Linked DNA regions of Homo sapiens: region 1 is linked to region 2. Evidence: read pairs that join two places in POLR2A ChIA-PET (ENCODE). Cell type or tissue: OCI-LY7. All regions are shown on one strand. Links, peaks and the distances in the headings refer to the core of each region. The heading gives the core; the rest is flanking DNA. Region 1 overlaps GPR107 (G protein-coupled receptor 107). Region 2 overlaps FNBP1 (formin binding protein 1).

The links. Peaks named below come from ENCODE experiments on the same cell type or tissue, not always from the same donor. Only the 100,000 strongest peaks of a DNase experiment are listed, where the experiment ranks them.
Region 1: POLR2A ChIA-PET joins it to region 2 with 31 read pairs; 7 of 35 experiments call an interaction of 5 or more read pairs at or near these places.

What each region holds. Positions count from the first base shown.
Region 1 is chr9:130,072,376-130,083,341 of GRCh38, forward strand. GPR107 (G protein-coupled receptor 107) reads left to right here. Exons shown (of 18, transcript NM_020960.5): 2 at 3,261-3,374; 3 at 4,037-4,087; 4 at 4,924-5,003; 5 at 7,255-7,394. Among named protein-coding and RNA genes, the nearest start is that of GPR107, 24 kb to the left of the region's middle. In OCI-LY7, for the core only: no CTCF peak of the experiment used is centred there; no DNase peak of the experiment used is centred there.
Region 2 is chr9:129,985,926-129,996,891 of GRCh38, forward strand. It overlaps FNBP1 (formin binding protein 1), which reads right to left. Exons shown (of 17, transcript NM_015033.3): 2 at 8,918-9,033. Among named protein-coding and RNA genes, the nearest start is that of FNBP1, 52 kb to the right of the region's middle. RefSeq lists enhancers at 3,046-3,095, 6,213-6,262, 6,273-6,322, 9,590-9,719, 10,130-10,409 and 2 more and a silencer at 3,845-4,139. In OCI-LY7, for the core only: no CTCF peak of the experiment used is centred there; DNase peaks (open chromatin) are centred at 3,326, 4,566, 6,376, 9,896 and 1 weaker place; H3K4me3 peaks cover 4,833 bases; H3K27ac peaks cover 8,000 bases.

The DNA.
Region 1 (10,966 bases), core at 900-8,899, 85 kb after region 2:
CGCCCAGCTAATTTTTTGTGTTTTTAGTACAGATGAGGTTTCACCGTGTTAGCCAGGATGGTCTCAATCTCCTGACCTTGTGATCTGCCTGCCTCGGCCTCCCAAAGTGCCGGGATTACAGGTGTGAGCCACCGCGCCCGGCCTTGATCTCGAACTCTTGACCTCAGGTGATCTGCCTGCTTTGGCCTCCCAAAGTGCTGGGATTACTGCCATGAGCCATCGTGCCCAGCCGATGCTGTTTTTATTGTTTAAAATAGTCTTCAAAAACCTGTTTTTCATGGCATTGTATCATCAAATGAAATGATGATGCAAAGGTTTAAAAAAAAGGAATGTACTATTTATGTTGGGGGGGGAACTGCTATCAGGTTGCAATCGAAACATTTTCTGGAAAAAAAAAACAAAACAACAAGAAAACCTGTATTGTGGTGGCCTAAGTATAAATGAAAGCCTAGCAGGTTTCCATTCTGCTGCAAAGCAGCTTCATGCTGGACCAATTAGAAAAGACATACTTTTAAAATTAAAACTTTATTGAAATGTAATATACATGGCTAAAAATTACTCATTATAAGCAAACAACTCAGCGCATTTCCAGAACGTAGACACACTCATGCAGCCCGCAGGAAATGAGGCAGAACCATTACCAAGCCCCTCCAGAAGCACCCTAAGCCTCACCTTCCCTCAAGTCCCAGGAAAGCCCCTTTCTCCTGAGAGTGGTCACTGTCTTCACCTCCGTCACCACAGATGATTTCCCCCTGCATTCCAGTTTGTTTTACATGAATATGGCTGTGATTCATATACGTTGTTTTATGTGGCAGAAATTGTGTGTTCATTTTCCCTCATCCTCTCCCTCTGCAGTCCTGCTCCACTGAGGATTCTGCCAGAGAATGAAGCCCTAATGTGCTAAGGCATCCATTTATGTAGTTGAGTTAATGTCTCCTGTGCCTCTAGGAGGGTAGTCATCATATACTGTCCTTGAGAGAATTGAGAAAATAGATACTGAAGACATTTTCCGTGGGTTTAATTCTCTCAGAGAATTCCAAGAAAGGCTGGGAGCCTTAGCTTTTCTGGCTTTTACCATTGACCCACTCTTGTAGATTCCAGGAGATGACCTCTGTTATCTTATCTGGCTTTTCTAATTGTTCTCTGTGAGAATGTTGGTTTGCTGCAAGCCACTCCAGCCCACCAGGAAGTGGAAATCCAGCAAACATGTTTTCACCACATAGCCAAGCTCCTAAGAAAATAAGGGAAATTCCCAGGGGCCCAAAAAAGGGAAGAAGGAGCTGAAACTCCATTGGGGAAAGAACAGGGAAGCCAGGGCTTCCCTGTGACGTTGCAGAAACTTGAAGCCCAGAGGCCTGGGTTTTTTGTTTGTTTTGTTTGTTTGTTGTTGTTGTTTTTGAGACAGAGTCTCACTGTGTCACCCAGGCTGGAGTGCCATGGCACGATCTCGGCTCACTGCAACCTCTGCTTCCCGGGTTCAAGTGATTCTCCTGCCTCAGCCTCCCAAGTAGCTGGGATTACAGGCATGTGCCACAATGCCCGGCTAATTTTTTTGTATTTTTAGTAGAGACAGGGTTTCCCATTTTGGCCAGGCTGGTCTCGAACTCCTGACCCCAAGTGATCCTCCTGCCTCGGCCTCCCAAAGTGCTGGGATTACAGGCGTGAGCCACCACGCCCGGCCGAGTCCTGGGTTTTTAACAGATGTTGAGGGGAAACAGGGACCATAGCCTTAGGCCTGAGCAGGGAGGTGAGTTGGAACTGTGTCCCTCTGCTTCTCAGCCCATAATCTAGGGCTGTCAAAAAGCTATGAATGCAAGAGTGGGCAGGAAAGAAAATCCTGCTAGTGATAGTGCAGTGTGGTGTAGTTCTGTGGGGGAGAGGAGGGGATTTAGTTTATGCTGTTTCTGCCAAAGATCTGCTCCACAGCCTGTCCTCACAGGCCTTTGGTGTTTGCCATTAGACTACCCGGGATGTCCAGGAAACCCCAAATCTAGAAATAAAAAGTTACCCTTCACACCAAGAATCAAATTGCAGACTTACGGAAGGTGTTGCAATTTAGCCAAATCTCAATATAAAAATTGTTACACAACATAAAGTGTGTTTGTGGAAGCCCAGTTTTAGAAGTGTTCACTGACACCATTGCTCTGTTGGCCCTGCAGTGTACTGACTTAGTTGAGATTGGAGTCAGGATGTTGAGACAGCATCAAGCAGGTGGGGTAGGCGTCTGCCCATGTGATTCAGTCTCACCAAACCTTAGGATTATCTTGTATCCAAAAGACTCTGTCTCCATGTCGCTAATTCCTATTCCTGGGATTCCTCTTGCATAAGGCTTTGTTCCCTGAAAACCCATCATCTACTGTATCACTTTTAGGTGAAAATTCACCTTTTTAAATAATTGACTTATAGCTTAGCTTCATTCTTTATCCTGCCAATGGGAGGAGCCAGGTACACACAAATTGATAAGAGGATTTATATAAATGAGTGTATTCTTGGAACAGCTTCAGCCGCTCCTTTTCTTCCTCCCCACCCCCCAGCATGTTTTGAGTGCCTACTAGATGCCAGGCATTGTACTATCAGGAAGGATGTGGGGATGACGATAACATGGTTCCTCCTGCCCTGGAATTCACATTTCAGCCAACCACTGAGTTTGCCCCTAGAACCCATACCAATGCATTGGAGTGAATTTGAATCCATTGAATACTTCCTTCTGCAGAAACTGTTGATATCTTTTGGATTTCCGATGAGTTGTCTTCAGCTTTTGGAGAAAGACATGTTACCACAGCTGTGTATGTTACTGAGCATATGGAAACATTGGCTGGCTAGCAAGAAATAAGATATCATAGTTTTTCTCTTCTTTTCTTTTACCTTTTTTTTTTTTTTTTTTTTTGAGACAGAGTCTTGCTCCGTCACCCAAGCTAGAGTGCAGTGGCATGATCTCGGCTCACTGCAACCTCCACCTCCCAGGTTCAAGCAATTCTGCTGGCTCAGCTTCCCAAGTAGCTGGGATTACAGGTGCCCGCCACCATGCCCGGCTAACTTTTTGTATTTTTAGTAGAGACAGGGTTTCGCCATGTTGGCCAGTGTGGTCTCAAACTCCTGACCTCAGGTGATCCACCCGCCTCAGTCTCCCAAAGTGGTGGGATTACAGGCTTGAGCCACCGTGCCCAGCCTGATATCATACTTTTTAAAGCAAATGAATAGGTTAAATAATCAAAAGCACTTTTCCATATGACTAATTCCACCACTACAAATCTCTTTAGGATGATGTGAGGCATAAAGTTCATCTGAACACCTTTGGCTTCTTCAAGGATGGGTACATGGTGGTGAATGTCAGTAGCCTCTCACTGAATGAGCCTGAAGACAAGGATGTGACTGTAAGTACCTTTTAATGAGATCCAGGGGTTTACTCTTTTTTTTTTTTTTTTGAGATGGAGTCTTGCTCTGTCACCCAGGCTGGAGTGCGGTGGCGCAATCTCAGCTCACTGCAACCTCCACCTCCCGGGTTCAAGCAGTTCTCTGCCTCAGCCTCCCGAGTAGCTGGGATTACAGGCACCCACCACCATGACCGTCTAATTTTTGTATTTTTAGTAGAGACGGGGTTTCACCAACTTGGCCAGGCTGGTCTTGAATTCCTGACCTCGTGATCCACCCGCCTTGGCCTCCCAAAGTGCTGGGATTACAGGTGTGAGCCACTGCGCCCAGCCCAGGGGTTTACTCTTTTAGCTTAGGTGAGAGTCACCTTCCAACCCCAATGCTTAAATATAAAATACCAGAATATGGAGATAATTAAGCATGTGAGTAGCAAATTATATATCAGGCATCAAATAATTTCACTTTTAACACTTAAAATGTAATTCTGTAATAATTCTAGTAATTAGTGACTTTGCTTGAGTGATTTTACTTTGCCTTCTTACAAAATGAATGCTAAGAAAACAGAGGAGACCACGTTAGAAGTACCACTTTTTCTGCTTTTTGAGTAAGAAAAGTATGGACAATTGTGTAGATATTTACTTCTACTGTTTTTACTCCCCATTAGATTGGATTTAGCCTAGACCGTACAAAGAATGATGGCTTTTCTTCTTACCTGGTGAGTATTAAATGTGTGACCTGATTCATCTCTTCACCTGAGCCCAGGCCATTGAACGGGAACACCCTACTTCTTGCAGTTCCATTTTCATTTTTTTTTTGGAGTACGGTGGCACAATCATAGCTCACTGCAACCTTGACCTCCCAGGCTTAAGCGATCCTCCCGCCTCAGTCCCCTGAGTAGCTGGGACTACCAGCGTGTGCCACCACGCCTGCCTAATTTTTGTATTTTTAGTAGAGACAGGGTTTCACATTTTGTTGGCCATGTCTCAAACTCCTGGACTCAAGGGATCCACCCACTGTGGCCTCCCAGAGTGCTAGGACTGCAGGCGTGAGCACCACGCCTGGCCACAGCGCCATTTCTTGAGGTAGTGGCTGCTTTGACTTCCAAGCATTTTTGAGAACCCACAGTTGGTTTACTTTTGTTTTTTGTTTTTTTTTTTGAGACAGAGTCTCACTCTTGTTGCCGAGGCTGGAGTGCAATGGTGTGATCTTGGCTCACTGCAACCTCCGCCTCCCTCGTTCAAGTGATTCTTCTGCCTCATCCTCCTGAGTAGCTGGGACTGCAGGTGCCCGCCACCACACCTGGCTAATTTTTGTATTTTTAGTAGAGACGTGGTTTCACCATGTTGGCCAGGATGGTCTCGATCTCCTGACCTCACGATCCACCCACCTCGGCCTCCCAAAGTGCTGGGATTACAGGCGTGAGCCACCACGCCCACCGGTTTACTATTTTGAATGGAGTTTGAGCCACGTATTTGCTATGTTCCTGAAAACTCTGTTCTTGTTCTAGTGTGAATGAATAAGATGATGTACAATTGGCTCTTCCTTTCTCAGGATGAAGATGTGAATTACTGTATTTTAAAGAAACAGTCTGTCTCTGTCACCCTTTTAATCCTAGACATCTCCAGAAGTGAGTAAGTAATTCTAAAGTTCCTTCAGTTCAGTCCTAGAGTAGAGTCGGGGAGAATTTAGTAGTATGCTAACATTCCTTGGGTGTCTGCCATGTGCCAGAGACCGTGCTGAGTGCTGGAGATTCAAGACAAGGCTAGGGAGACAGAGGTCCTGTCCTTGATGGGAGAGACAGAACGGAAATACACATGATCACCGCCAAACAGAGAAGTGGAAGGGAAGAACTCATGAATTGTAGAAAGGAAGGAGAGGCTTCAGATAAGTGTTGGCCCAAGCAGCTTTCTAGTGAGTAGCCTTTTACCAGATGAATAAGTAAAGCATTCCAGGCAGAGGGCATAGTCTATGCAAAGGCAGAGTGGAAACAAGACTGGGTCCACGTAATGGCTTCTGCCACTCACCAGCCCTGTGACTCCGGGCCTCAGTGTCCTTACCTACTTCGTGATGATGGTATCTGCCTCATGAGATTGTTGGTGAGGATTTCTGACAATTCAGCCTCTTTGAAAATGTTGAGGCCGGGCATGGTGGCTCATGCCTGTAATCCCAGCCCTTTGGGAGGCCGAGGCGGACGGATCACGAGGTCAGGAGATTGAGACCATCCTGGCTAAAACAGTGAAACCCCGTCTCTACTAAAAATACAAAAAATTAGCCGGGCGTGGTGGTGGGCGCCTGTAGTCCCAGCTATTCGGGAGGCTGAGACAGGAGAATGGTGTGAACCCAGGAGGCGGAGCTTGCGGTGAGCCGAGATCGCGCCACTGCACTCCAGCCTGGGTGAGAGAGTGAGACTCCGTCTCAAAAAAAAAAAAAAAATGTTGAACTTTGATGAATTATCAGACTTTGTGTTTTCAAGTTCAGCATACTTCCAACTGCGTACTTTGTAATTGCTGAGGGAGCCTTTAAGGTAGGAATCATGTGCTCAGACTTGCCTGTAAGGTAGACTCCTAGCAGCCCAGAAGAGGATGGATTTGAGATGAACAAGACTGGAGGTAAGAAGACTAATGAATAAGCTTCTAAAAAAAAAATGCTTTGTCATAAAACCATTGTAGACCCTAACTTTTAAAATATTCTCCGTGATAACCTCTGTTTTCATTTAAGAAGATTGATCTGACAGTCTCCTGTATTGGTCAGTCTACTTTTGGAAGCAAGCAACAAAAGACTTGACTTAGACTCTGGCGTGAATAGTGAAGACATTGATTACCTCACCTATGTGCAGTGGGGCAGGCGAGAGACAGGCCTGCGGTGGCTTGCTGATGTTAGGGACTCTGGTGCATTTCATCTTTCTGCTCTGCCATCCTGAGTGTTAGCTTCTTCCTCAGGCAGGTTTCCCAGCCATCACAAGGTGGCTCTGCTCCATCATTCATATCCAGCCAAGGGACAGAGAGCAGGCTCCTCCTCCAGGTAGAATGAGAAGTGCTTGAATGTGCCAGCTTAGGTTGGGCATCCACTCAGTCATGGGAACTGTCACTGGCCCCTCCTGGGTGGGATGGGGTAAACAAAATTGGGTCTCATGAGAAGGGGGAAGGGTGGAAATGGATATTAGGAGGCAACTAACAGTGCCACTGCCCTCTCGTGCTTCCCTGGATTTCACTTGCTTTCTTTATTTTTTGAGACGGGGTCTCGCTCTGTGGCCCAGGCTGGAGTGCAGTGGCACGATCTTGGCTCATTGCATCCTCCACCTCCCAGGTTCAAGCGATTCTCCTGCCTTAGCCTCCCAAGTAGCTGGGATTACAGGTGCATGCCAACACACCCGGCCAGTTTTTTTTTGTAATTTTAGTAGAGACAGGGTTTTGCCATGTTGGCCAGGCTGTTCCTGAATTCCTGACCTCAAGTGATCCACCCGCCTCAGCCTCCCAAAGTGCTGAGATTACAGGCGTGAGCCACCATGCCTGGCCTGGATTTCACTTTAAAGTCTTACTGATGTTTTACATTTTGTCCGTTTCTCTTGTGCACCAATTTGCTGAGCATTTTAACGATACTTAAGGAGAAAGATGTACCTCAGAATTGTGTGGTTACTAAGATCTTAGGCTTAAGAGAGACTACCTGGATCCTCGTCCAACTACTTCCTAGCTTGGTGCCCTTGGGCAAGTTATTTAACGTTTCTGAGCCTCAGTTTTGGTATCTGTAGAATGTGGATAATAGAATCTACATTGTAGAACATGATAAGGACTGCATGAGCTTGGCACAGGGCCTACACGCAGCGTGCTCAGTGGCCAGGAGCACTGCTTTGACCTTTTTTCCTTCTGTCTTATTTGAATGTAGGGTAAGAGTAAAGTCTCCACCAGAAGCTGGTACCCAGTTACCAAAGATCATCTTCAGCAGGGATGAGAAAGTCCTTGGTCAGAGCCAGGAGCCTAATGTTAACCCTGCTTCAGCAGGCAACCAGACCCAGAAGACACAAGGTAAACCGTAAGGTGGAAACTGGCTTTCAGTTTTCACTACCTGCTTTGTAGCTTTTTTGTTCCTAATTAAAAGTAAAAGTAAAACATGATCTGTTGTCGTCTTAGCATTATATTTTGGAAGTTACACAAAAATACGTAAATGTTAAAGAAAAATGTGGAAAATCTGAAGCAGATGGAAAAACAACAGTCATTTCTCCTTATTCCCAGTGTTAGAATTTTAGTAATTTATGTTTTCTTATAAGCTTGTTTCATAAGTCTAGAACATTTGATTTTTAAAATTCAGTCATGCTTATAATTTTATATACATGCCTGATTACTTTTTAGCCCATTTCATACCTATCATATATCCTGTTAAGCAGATACTGTAATTTGCTCAACCTTTCCCCTTAAGGAGACACATTTCCATTTTTGTGTGATTATGAATATTGCTGCAGTGGACTTCTTTATGCATAGAACTGTCTTCGTATAGCGAACGTTCTTTAAGATGGTTTTCAGAATTGCAATTTCTGGTTCAAAGGATATGAATGCATTTGAGAATATTGATGTATATTTTTAAATTCCTTTCCAAATGAGTTGTGTGGATTTATATTCTTATCAGAAATATGTAGGAATAGTGGGCACATTATCATGTCCTAGCCAATATGGGGTATTTTCTTTTCAAAAAACAAAATCCTAAAATGAAAGGCAAAAAAGGTATTCCTGTTTATTTATTTATTTATTTATTTATTTATTTATTTTTTGAGACGGAGTCTCGCTCTGTCGCCCAGGCTGGAGTACAGTGGCGCAATCTCGGCTCACTGCAAGCTCCGCCTCCCGGGTTCACGCCATTCTCCTGCCTCAGCCTCCCAAGTAGCTGGGACTACAGGCGCCCGCCACCATGCCCGGCTAATTTTTTGTATTTTTAGTAGAGACAGGGTTTCACGGTGTTAGCTAGGATGGTCTCGATCTCCCGACCTCGTGATCCGCCCGCCTCGGCCTCCCAAAGTGCTGGGATTACAGGCGTGAGCCACTGCGCCCGGCCCTGTTTATTTATATTTACTCTTATTACTGAGACTGTACTTTTTCTCCATGTGTTGATTAACCAATTTATATTCACCATTTTTTATTAACTGTCAGGTTCATCTGATGATTCATGTGAGTTCTTTAAAGATAATTTATGGCCAGGTGCAGTGGCTCACGCCTATAATCCCAGCACTTTGGGAGGCCAAAGTGGGAGGATCACTTGAGTCTAGGAGCTTGTACCAGCCTGAGCAACATAGCGAGGCCCTGTCTCTGCAAAAATAAAAATAAAAAAATTAGCCATGCGTAGTGGCATGTGCCTGTAGTCACAACTCCTCAAGAGACTGAGGCAGGAGGATTGCTTGAATGTGACTGGTCTAGGCCACATTGAGCCGTGATGCACTGCAGCCTGGATGACAGAACAAGACCCTGTCTCCGAAATAAATACATACATACTTACTGCTTATACAATGTTTTTCTCAAAGGAGGCTGGGCATGGTGGTTCATCCCTGTAATCCCAGCACTTTGAGAGGCCAAGGCGGGCAGATTACTTGAGGTCAGGAGTTCAAGACCAGCCTGGCCAACATGGTGAAACCCCATCTCTACTAAAAATACAAAAATTAGGCCGGGTGTGGTGGCTCACGCCTGTAATCCCAGCACTTTGGGAAGCCGAGGTGGGCAGATCACAAGGTCAAGAGATTGAGACCATCCTGGCCAACATGGTGAAACCCCGTCTCTACTAAAAATACAAAAAATTAGCCGGGCATGGTGGCACGTGCCTGTGATCTCAGCTACTCAGGAGACTGAGGCAGGAGAATTGCTTGGACCAGGGAGATGGAGTTCGCAGTGAGCCAAGATCGCACCACTGCACTCCAGCCTGGCGACAGAGTGAGACTCTGTCTCAAAAAAAAAAAAACAAAAAACAAAAAACACAAAAATTAGCCGGATGTGGTGGCATGCGCCTGTAGTCCCAACTGTTGGGGAGGCTGAGGCAAAAGAATTTCTTGAACCCAGGAGACAGAGGCTGCAGTGAGCCGAGATTGCGCCACTGCACTCCAGCCTGGGTGACAGAGTGAGAGCCTGTCTCAAAACCAACCACCACCACCGAAAAACAACAACAACAACAAAAAAAGAAGAGGTTTAATTGTCTAATTGCCTCACAGTTCTGCAGGCTATACAAAGCATGGCGCCGGAATCTACTCCTGGTGAGGGCCTCAGGAAGCTTCCAATCATGGCAGAAGGCAAGAAGGAGCAGGCAGGTCACATGGCGAGAGCAGGAGCAAGAGAGAGTGGGGAGGTGCCACACTCTTTTAAACAACCAGATCATGCCTGAACTCGGAGCAAGAACTCACTCCTTACCACAAGGAGGGCACCAGCCATTCATGAGGGATATGTCCTCATGACTCAGATACCTCACACTAGCCCTCACATCCAACACTGGGGACTGCCTTTCCACATGAGATTTGGAGGGGACAGACATCTAAACTATGTCGTTCAGTCTGTCCAACTTGACTGCAGTTAAAAGCCACACAGAAAGACTGCATTTGTGCAATGGTGTAGGTTAATGCCTGTGCACCATCTGCTTCTTGTCTGGCTTCTTTGTGCTCATATCACCGTTCTCTGGGAAGAAAATATTCTTTTCTTTCTCTTTATTCTCTTCCTTCCTGCAGGGAGCCTGAAGTCCAGTCTTTCCCAAAAAGAATATCTTTTTTTTTTTTTTTTTTTTTTTTAGACGGAGTCTTGCTCTGTCTCCCAGGCTGGAGTGCAGTGGCGCGATCTCGGCTCACTGCAAGCTCCACCTCCCAGGTTCACGCCATTCTCCTGCCTCAGCCTCCCGAGTAACTGGGACTATAGGCACCTGCCACCACGTGGCTAATTTTTTTGTATTTTTTAGTAGAGACGGGGTTTCACCATGTTAGCCAGGATGGTCTCAATCTCCTGACCTCATGATCCGCCCATCTCAGCCTCCCAAAGTGCTGGGATTATAGGCATGAGCCACCGCACCCAGCCCAAGAATATCTTAAGTGAAAACAAAAGATAGATGCCCACTCTGTTCCATGAAAGAAGCCATTAGCAATCTTCTTGCTGTAGGGAGGAAAGTATCATTATGCTAATATTACTTGCTGTTAACTTTTTCAAGTGTGTAAATGTATCTCATGTTTTTCTTTTTGAGATGGAGTCTCGCTCTGTCACCCAGGCTGGAGTGCAGTGGTATGATCTCAGCTCACTGCAGCCTACACCTTTTGGGTTCAAGGGATTCTCCTGTGTCAGCCTCCCGAGTAGCTGGGATTACAGGCATGCACCACCATGCCCGACTAATTTTTGTATTTTTAGTAGAGATGGGGGTTCGCCAGGTTGGCCAGGCTGGTCTCAAACTCCTGACCTCAGGTGATCCACCTGCCTCAGCCTCCCAAAGTGTTGGGATTGCAGGCATGAGCCACCGCACCTGGCCTTCTTCTTAAAAATTGTGTTTTCAAATGTGATTACTTAGAAAATTAGGAAGTCATTCCATGTGGCCTCTCTGGCAATAACATAAGCTAGAATATCCAGAAATGAATTCTGTTGTTACTATT
Region 2 (10,966 bases), core at 1,949-9,948:
ACTCCAGCCTGGGCAACAAGAACAAAGCTCCATCTCAAAAAAAAAAAAAAAAAAAAAAAAATTCGCCAGGTGTGGTGGTGTGTGCCTGTAATCCCAGCTACTTGGGAGGCTGAGGCAGGAGAATTGCTTGAACCCGGGAGGCTGAGGTTGCAGTGAGCTGAGATCGTGCCACTGCATTCCAGCCTGGGCAACAGAGTGAGACTTTGTCTTAAAAAAAAATTAAATAATAAATATAAGCAAAGTGAAAGATATGACAGGTAATACAGAAGCAAAAGAAAAATCCAAAATCCAGTCTGCAAGAAAACATATAAGGAAAATAAGCAAAAATCACCCTCCTTCAGATTATTTATACTATAGACAAACTTAGTAAAAACACAAAGGCAATAAATCAAGAATCCCAATACTATGGGATAAAATAAAATGGAATGAGAAGGAAGACACAAAGCTGAGGAAATGAACTAAGGACTAAAATATACCACTATAGAACCCATCAATAAATGAGGGTGGATATCAAATTTAATAGAGGAAAGGTCTGAAATAACCATAATGTGAAAACAATCAGAAAAAAAAAGGATCTAAAGATAGGCCGGGCGTGGTGGCTCACGCCTGTAATCCCAGCACTTTGGGAGGCCGAGGTGGGCGGATCACAAGGTCAAGAGATCGAGACCATCCTGGCCAACATGGTGAAACCCCGTCTCTATTAAAAGTGTAAAAATCAGCTGGGCGTGGTGGCGGGCGCCTGTAGTCCCAGCTACTCGGGAGGCTGAGGCAGGAGAACCGCTTGAACCTGGGAGGTGGAGCTTGCAGTGAGCTGAGATCACGCCATTGCACTCCAGCCTGGGTGACAGAGCGAGATGCCGTCTCAAGAAAAAAAATTTTAAAAATAAAAAAATAAAAATAAGAATAAGATGAAACATAAGGATAACTCATATCTCTGAAGTATATGACCCAGTAAGTAGAATAGAAAAAACATTCAGACATAATCAAAGAACTTTCTCCTGAAATAAATGAAGCATAGAATTTACACAGGAAAGAGCACTAAGAAAAACTATCTGATAAAGGATGATCAACTCCAAGGCATTGCTTAGTGAAGTTATCAGACTGCTAAGATGAACTAAAATTATTCATATTTTTACTCAGAAACAGCCATGTTGCCTACAGAGAGAAACATCTGGCTGGCCCCAGACTTTTCCTCCAAAAGACGATGCAGCCACATGGAGAGAGAAAGTGTGACCAGAGACAACCAAGTCAAAGTGCCGTAAAGTATGGTGGCATTTTCAAGCAAGAAAGAACGCAGGGAACACGTCCCAAGCTCTAACGAGGGGGAGAATATTCTTCCTTAATGCCAAGAGTCAAGGAGAGAGGCTGTTGTAGAGAGAAGTGCTGAGATGACTCTACGTTCAAATATAGAACCACGACAAATCAACTGAGGGCCTCGGGTTTCAGAACCCAGTCATATAACTCAACTAGAAGAAGGAGCAAAACATGTATATATTATTTTCCTAATCTTTTATAGCAGTGAGTCAATTGAGCCTGTTTAGAATTTCAACATGGAAGTACACACACACAATAATGACATCCTGTAAGTTTTTCATAATCTTTTTGATAAATTTTACCAAAGTTTAATATTTATTTTTTTGAGACAGAGTCTGTCACCCAGGCTGGAGTGCAGTGGCGTCATCTTGGCTCACTGCAACCTCTGCCTCCTGAGTAGCTGGGATGACAGGAGCGCCCGGCTAATTTTTGTGATTTTAGTAGAGAGACGGGGTTTCACCATGTTGGCCAGGCTGGTCTCAAACTCCCAACATCAGGTCATCTGCCCACCTCGGCCTCCCAAAATGCTGGGATTACAGGTATGAGCCACCGTGCCTGGCCTAAGAGTTTAATATTTAAAGCTTAGCGCATCCCTCAGTTTCACTTTACTGTCGTTTGTACTGTTAAATTTAAATTCATTTCTTTATATATATGATATATACGATATGCAATTTGTTGTATAATATGATTTCTACCTAGTTACCCTCTATATACAATGAGCTCCAATTAAAAACAGACCAAGACTTGAATGGTTCATTTTTTAAAACCATAAATGGCTCAAATGTATCAAAAGATGTTCAACCCCCATGCATACTAAGAGAAATGCAATTTAAGACCTAGATGTACCAGTTGTTAAGTAGCAAATTGACAAAGATCGGTTTGGAAACAGAAAGCAGCAGTGAGGGTGAGGTTGAGCAGGCCCTGTTACTCTGCTAATGGAGTGTCATGGGCCATAGTTTCTGGAAAGGGACTGGAGATCATGCCACTGCACTCCAGCCTGGGTGACAGAAACTGTCTCAAAAATAAATAAAATTAGGTTGTTCAGACTCAGAAAAAAAAATTATATTAGGAATTTCAACCTATACTACCTTGAATAGATAGTGACCTCAGGGGTTGGCAAACTTTTTCTGTAAAGGACCAGAAAGTAAATATTTCAGGGCCAGGTGCGGTGGCTCATGCCTGTAATCCCAGCACTTTGGGAGGCCGAGGCAGGTGGATCACAAGGTCAGGAGTCTAGGACCAGCCTGGCCAATATGGTGAAATCCTGTCTCTACTAAAAATACAAAAATTAGCCAGGCATGGTGGTGTGCGCCTGTAGTCCCAGCTGTTCAGGAGGCTGAGGCAGGAGAATCGCTTGAACCCTGGAGGTGGAGGTTGCAGTGAGCTGAGATTGTACCACTGCACTTCAGCCTGGGTGACAGAGCGAGACTCCATCTCGAAGAGAAAAAAAAAATTCAGACTTGCAGGTAAATGCATCTCTTTTGCAACTACTCAATTGCCAATTGTTTGCAAAAGTGGCCATAGACAATACACATGGGCACGGCAACATTCCAACAAATCTTTATTTACAAAACCAAGTAGTGGATGGATTTGGCCCATGCTAAGACCTGACCTACAGGAATCAAAGTCTCACGTTTATGTCTAAAATAAGTTAGCATTCTCCCCTGCAATGCAGAAAAAAAATATTTAATGATAGTTATCTCTCCCAAAGGCCACAATGATTTTTCAACATCATATTACTATTTCAACCAAGTATCTGTTGAATATTCTGTAGCCACACTGGCCTTTCTATTCCTTCTACATGTTCCCGTCTCAGGACCTTTGCACTCTCTCCCCCCACATCCTTACATGTCTGGCTTCTTTTTGTAATTCACTTCTCAAGTGATGGGTTTTCCCTGACCAGCCTAGCTCAGTAACCACCCCCACTTCAATCTCTATCACATCACTGCGTTTACATATTTGGAGTCATACATGCTATCTTTAAATGCTCGAATTCTTTGCTAATTTGCATGCAGTTCTGTTTTCTGCTGTGAAAGGTGAGCACTCCAGGTTCAGGCACTTCCTGTGTCTCGTTCATTCAAGCATCCCTAGTGATTGAAACTCGGCTGGCACCTTGTTGTTCTACTTTTTGTTGTTAAAATCTCATCAGCTCTCACAGGCCGGTGCAAACACATAATTCCCCATAAAGCAAAGCTGGCTAAATATCTTAGGCCTGTACCCTACCGATTCACTCACAATCTACAAATATTTACTGGGCACCTACTATGTGCCAGGCACTGTTCTGCACTATGACACATTAGTGAGCACAACCCAAAGATCTCCACCCTTAAGGGGCTTGCATTCTAGCTGAGAGGCTGCAGGAGACAATGCGCAGTAAATATAATACCCAGATTTCTCTGGGAAGGTTTGGGGAGATGTTATTCAAATGAGGCAAAATTGTAGGAGAAATAAGTTCAAGAGATCTATTGTACAACATTGTGTCTCCAGTTAATAACAATGTATTGTATACTTGAAAATTGCCAGGCCGGGTGCTCACACCTGTAATCCCAGCACTTTGGGAGGCCTCGGTCAGAGGATCGCTTGAACCTAGAAGTTCAAGACCAGCATGGGCAACATGGTGAAATTCTGTCTCTGCAAAAGATACAAAAATTAGCCGGGTGTGGCAGCGCATTCCTGTGGTCCCAGCTACTTGGGAGGCTGTGGTGGGAGGTTCACTTGAGCCCGGGAGGTGAGCCAAGATCGTGCCACTGCACTCCACCCAGGGTGACAGAGTGAGACCCTGTCTCAAGAAAGAGGGAAGGGGAGGGGAGGGGAGGGGTTGCTAAATTGCTAGAAGAGTAGATTTTAATGTTCTTCCCACAAAAAAAATATTAAGTTTGAGTAGTAATGCATATGTTAATTAGCCTGATTTGGGCATTCTGCAGCGTATACATATTTCAAGACATCATGTATACCATAAATATATACAATTTTATATACAAATAATATAGAAATACATATTTTGTCAATTTTCAAAACTAAACAAGAAAACTATATAAAATGGTAGAAAGTTACCAGTAATATAGGAAAACTGAAAAAGCAAAGCAGGCTAAGTGGGCTAAGGGACGAGGTGGGCCTCACTGAGCAGAAACTGGAAGCAGGAGAGGGAGTCAGCCACTTGGAGCCTGGGGAAGAACACATAGGTGATATCTACATGGAAGGGCTAGCGCAATAGCTCTCGGGTGAGGGGATGCCTGGCATGTACAAAAAACAGGAAGGAGGCCTCTGTATGGTTACAGCAGAGAGGAGGAGGAAGAGAGTTAAAACAGATGATGTCAGAAAGGTGTGGGAACCAGATTATACAAGGTTTTGGAGGACTTTCACCGTAAGGTTTTTGGATTTACTCTGAATGAAATGGGGACGCACTGGAATTTTGAACAGAGGAATACTGTAATCTGGCTGCTCTGTAGAAATCAGGGAATAGGGGATAGAGGTAGAATAAGGGAAACTAGTTAGTAGACTCATCATAACCAGGCAAAAGATCATGGACCACGTAGGCCATGTGACATGGACCACAGTGGCAGCAGTGGAGGTGATAACAAGTGTCAGATCCTGGATAAATCTGTAGAGAAGTCAAGATTTCCTGATGGCTTGAGCTGGGGAGTGTGAGTGTGTGAGAAAAGAAGGCAGACAGAGATGATGATGACACCAGGGTTTTTTTTTTTTTTTTTTTGAGATGGAGTCTTGCTCTGTCACCCAGGCTGGAGTGCAGTGGCACAATCTCAGCTTACTGCAACTTCTGCCTCCTGGGTTCAAGGGATTCTCCTGCCTTAGCCTCCTGAGTAGGTAGGATTACAGGCGCCCACCACCACGCCTGGCTAATGTTTTTGTATTTTTAGTAGAGACAGGGTTTCACCATGTTAGTCAGCTGGTCTTGAACTCTTGACCTCCAGTGATCCCCCTGCACCTGGGTGATGCTAGGGTTTTTGACCTAAACCAGGAAGGATGCAGCTACCCTCAGGTGAGTGGAGGAAAATCTAGGTCGTGGAAATGCAGATTTTTTTTTTTTTTGAGATAGGGTCTTGCTCTGTTGCCCAGGCTGGAGTGCAGTAGTGCAATCATGGCTCACTGCAGCCCCAGCGTCTTGGGCTCAAGCATCCGCCCTCCTCAGCCTCTCAAGTAGCTGGGACTACAGGTGTGCGCCACCATGCCTGGCTAATTTTTTAAAATTCTTTTTAGAGGCAGGGTCTCGCTATGTTGCTCAGGCTGGCCTCCAACTCCTGGGCTCAAGTACCCACCTCGGCCTCCTGAAGTGCTAAGATTTTAGGTGTGAGCCACTTCACTTGGCCTAGACATGTGGATTTTTAAGTTGGGGAGATCCGGAGTTCAGTTTCAGACATGTTACATTTCAGATCATTTCAGATGGTTTTTAGACATTTCCTTTTTTTTTTTTTTCTTTGAGATGGCGTCTCACTCTGTCGCCCAGGCTGGAGTGCAGTGGTGTGATCTTGGCTCACGGCAAGCTCTGCCTTCTGGGTTCATGCCATTCTCCTGCCTCAGCCTCCCAAGTAGCTGGGACTACAGGCGCCCGCCACCATTTCCAGCTAATTTTTTGTATTTTTAGTACAGATGGGGTTTCACCGTGTTAGCCAGGATGGTCTCGATCTCCTGACTTCGTGATCCGCCCGCCTCAGCCTCCCAAAGTGCTGGGATTACAGGCATAAGCCACCGCGCCCAGCCAAGTTTTTAGACATTTCTAAGTGGAGACTTTGAGCAAGCTGTTTCTGGAATTCAGGAGAGAGGTCTGGCTTAGAGATCCATATCTGTGAGTCATTGCCATATGGATTATACCTAAAGCCATGAGACAGTTGAGGTCACCAGGAGAGTACAGACTGGGAAGGGAGAAGGACTGAGAAGCAGATGCTGGGCACAGCAATGTGAAGAGGCAGGGGAAGAGCAGGGGCCAGCAAGGGAGACTGTCGTGGGAAGAATACCAGTAGCCCGCTTGAGAGCTCGCACGTAGCCCATTTTCACATGAAAGACAACATTGCATGACTAATAGTGCAGCATTCAAATAATCAACGTGAAACAGACCATGTTCTATTCCTACTTTCAGTTCGAAAAGCCCCTGACGTGTTGACGAGACTGATATGCACACAGGGCACTAGAAACTGATCTGGATTCTCCACTTATAAAAATTATTTCATTGTGTGATGTTTTACATGTTATTCACTCAATAAAAACAAAATCTGGGGCCAGGCACAGTGGCTCACACCTGTAATCCCAGCTTGCTGAAACAACAACAGAAACCCTTATAAGAACACATAGCTCTTTTTTTTTTTTTTTTTTTTTTGAGATGGAGTCTTGCTCTGTTGCCCAGGCTGGAGTGCAGTGGCGCGATCTTGGCTCATTGCAACCTCTGCCTCCTGGGCTCAAGCGATTCTCCTGCCTCAGCCTCCTGAATAGCTGGGATTACAGGCACCCGCCACCATGCCTGGCTCATTTTTGTATTTTTAGTGGAGACGGGGTTTCACCATCTTGACCAGGCTGGTCTCAAACTCCTGACCTCGTGATCCACCTGCCTTGGCCTCCCAAAGTGCTGGGATTACAGGTATGAGCCACTGCGCCCAGCCAAGAACACATATCTTTTATGCAGATGCTCTTTGGATTAAAACTCAATGGTGAGGGAGCTTGAAGAAAATTAAAAAAAAAAAAAAAGAAAAAAGGGCTGGGCACGGTGGCTCACGCCTGTAATCCCAGCACTTTGGGAGACCGAGGCAGGCGGATCACTTGAGGTCAGGAGTTCAAGACCAGCCTGGCCAACATGGTGAAACACTCTCTCTACTAAAAATACAAAAATTAGCCAGGCATGGTGGCACAAGCCTGTAATCCCAGCTACTTGGAAGGCTGAGGCAGGAGAATCACTTGAACCTGGGAGGCGGAGATTGCAGTGAGCTGAGATTGTACCACTGCACTCCAGCCTGGGCGACAGAGTGAGACTGTCTCAAAAAAAAAAAAAAAATTAAAGAAAAAGGAAAGTAAATGTTTCTAAATCAAAATCATCTAGCTCTTTAACAGGCCTTAAAACAATATCCACAAACCAATTCAACTACAACTATACAACATGAAATCATTAAGGACTTTGCATGCCACTTCAAGTTCAAGCTTAGTTCTACCAAGAACTTTTAAATATATTCTATAAAAACACAAATTTCTTGGATAATCTCATCATTAAAAGATGTAAGGAGATCCAAAGTACTTAAAAAAAAAAAAAAAACAGAGACAGGGGGCTCACTATGTTGCCCAGGCTGGTCTTGAAGTCTCTGGGCTCACACTATCCTCCCTCATCAGCCTCCCAAAGTGCTGGGATTGCAGGCATGAGCCACCACACCTGGCCCCAAAGCACTTTTTTTTTTTTTTTTTTGAGAAGGAGTCTTACTCTGTCACCCAGGCTAGAGTGCAGTGGCACAATCTCAGCTCACTGCAACCTCCACCTCCCGGGTTCAAGCAGTTCTCATGTCTCACCCTCCCAAGTAGCTGGGATTACAGGCGCCTGCCACCATGCCCCACTAATTTTTGTATTTTTAGTAGAGGCGGGGTTTCACCATGTTGGCCAGGCGGGTCTCGAACTCCTGACCTCAGGCAATCCGCCCACCTTTGCCTCCCAAAGTGCTGGGATTACAGGCGTGAGCCACTGCGCCCGGCCCGAAGTACTTTTAAAATACTATTCCACATGACCCCTCAACACATTACAGAAGGGAGTGTGAATTAGTACAAGCACACTGGAAATGGCTGAACCCTATCCACCAAAGCTAAGCATATGAGTAGCCTGTGACCTTGCAATTAGATGCCTACGTAGATCCTAGGAAATGTGTTCAGATACACACAAAAAGCCTTGTACAATAATGCTCGTTGGAGCGCTACTCATTATAGCTTAAATTAGAAACAACCAATCACCTAGTCAGAACGGATGAGTTCTGGTGCATTCACAGACCAAAACACTCAACAGCAATGAAAATAAGCAGATCCCACCACATGCTACCACATGGTCAATCTCACAAACGTAATATAGAACAAAAGAAGCCAGATACACAAGAATGCATACCAAATGATTACACTCATGTAAAGTTCAAAAGTGGGCACTACTAATCCACGCGGTTAGAAGTCAGGAGAGTGGTTACCGCTGGGGGGAGAGTGGGGAGCTGGAGGGGGCCAGGGGGCCTGCCAGGCTGGTCTTTCTGTTTCTTGACCTGGGTGCCCGGTTACATGAGTGTGTTCACACTGTCAAAATTCATGGAGCTGCACACTTATGATTTGTGTACTTCTCTGTACATATGTTATTAATATATTTCAATAAAAAGTTTACTGAGAAACAAGCTGCTCCAAAACTCAGCAAATATCTTGTTGAAAAAAAAAACTGGGCCTTAAAGCAGTAATTTAGTTTTTATTTTTAATGTTCTATGAAAATTAATTTTCTGTATGAAAAACAATCACTTCTATTGAAATATTACCTTACATAAAAGGAAAAATATTTAAAATATACATTTATACTGTAAAATGAGAATATACGTTATCCTTACATCATTTTGCAGTTAACAAATAACCTTTTTCAATATCAACTTACCTGAGTTGCTTTGCATAGCTGAGTTCAATCTCTGTCCTTTCTTTCACAAACTTGATATATTTCTCAAGAATATCAATTCCCCACTGTGTGTGTTTTTCTAAGTTGTCAAACTGATCCTGTTGAAACAAACCAAGAGAGAAGTTATGGTCTTTCCCTGTGATTAACATAATTTCAATGAATAATTCTCTTAACAACATATTACTACATACAAAGTAGTACTAATATTTTCCATGATTATACTTGGGGTGCTTTTTTGTTGAGCCATTTTAAATCAACATTACCAAATTTGGTTTGAAAACCGCCTGGAGTACTGAACTCTGACCTATTCATTCATATTTCCTATTCCTTTTAGAAACATAGTTTTCAGATATAACTGATGTCTCAGTGCAAGGAAAAATGTCATTCCCAGACGCCAAAAACCGACAGGTGAAACATACACACAAACACAGCCACACACGGTTTGCACCTTAACTGTTATCTCTGGGTAATCATTCAAAACAGCTGATTGAATCTGAGCCGAGGAACGGGGGGAAGTGTTACAAAATTTTGCTTTCTTCAAATGATTAAAATAAAACACATGGATTTTATTCTTCCAAACATACACCAAACCCACACTGTGAGCCAGGAACAGTGCCTGGAGCTGGGGAACCAAAATGAACAAAAATACAGCCTGAGTTTGCATTGTGCCTTGGGGTTTCTGGTCTGGAAGAACAAGAGGGAGCCTGGGTAACACAGAACCCATCTCTACAAAAACAATTTTTTTAAATTAGCTGGGCATGGTGTTGTACCACTGCACTCCAGCCTGGGTATAAGAGCATGACTCTGTCCCCCCAAATAAAGAATGAGAGGGGACAGGTATGCTAGCAACAGCTAATGCAAAGACATGGAGATATCCAGGAATCAAGTGAATTTGTCTTTGAGTGCAAGGTGGAGGTGGGTGGGGCAGAAGGGAAGTGGAGTTGGCGAGTGATGAAACTAGAGACAGCTCAGAGCTAGATCACCCAAGGCCTTGAAGGACGAGCTTAGGAGTTTAGACTCTCCAGCAGGCACAAGAGGACTTGGAAGAGAAAGCCAGGAAATGGCTCCAACAGTCTAGATGAGACAAAATAGGCACAGAAGGGAAGAATTCTAGGGACATTTAACAAACACAATCAACTAGTGTGTGAGTGGCCGGTTGGACGTGGAGGCTGGCAAGGGTATGAGGGGGAGGGAGGATTCCAGAGTGACTTTCAGGTTCTGCTTCCCGGAATTAAACAGAAGATCCAGATAAGAAAGAGCTACAGTTTGGGGTGAAAATTAAATGTTGTTTTGACATGTTGAATGAGGGACTGGCCTGTCCAGAAGAGAGCTGGAAACACAGAAGGATTTAGAACTCAAGAAGGGCATCAAGTGAGTAGGTGGATCTCAAGCAACAGCCGAGGATCAGAACACCAAAGACGACAGCAAGGATACACAGAATTAGCAAAGAGGGCCTGGCCCAGGAAGCAGAGCCCAGAAAGGACTAAGGGGGCGAGCCAGAGGGGGCATGAGCACATCACAGGGAAGAGAGAATTCCAGTGGAAATGGAATTCTCCATGGAAAATTTGCTGCCTCCTGAGAGGTAACAGTCATAAATGAGGGTTCTAGCCCCAGCAAAGGGATTTCACAGAGACAGGCCCCCAAATGTTTCAAGTTTTAGTCATTTGCCTGTAAGACGCAGCTATAATCTAATTTCCTAATTTCACAAATCAGTCATGAGGATCATGCGAAATGGGGAAGTGCCAACTCAAATATAAAAATATAAAGCTAGTGTTTAATCCTACGCTTGTGCAATCTAACAGTATACATTCAGTGTCTTACTTCAGACTGTTTTTTGTTTGTTGGTTGGTTTGTTTTGAGACAGAGTCGTGCTCTTTCCCCCAGGCTGGAGTGCAGTAGTGCAATCTCAGCTTGCTGCTGCCTCCCAGACTCAAGTGATCCTCCCACTTCAGCCTCCTGAGTAACTGGGACTATTGGCACCCGCCACCATGCCTTCACTAATTTTTGTATTTTTTGCAGAGAGGAGGTCTC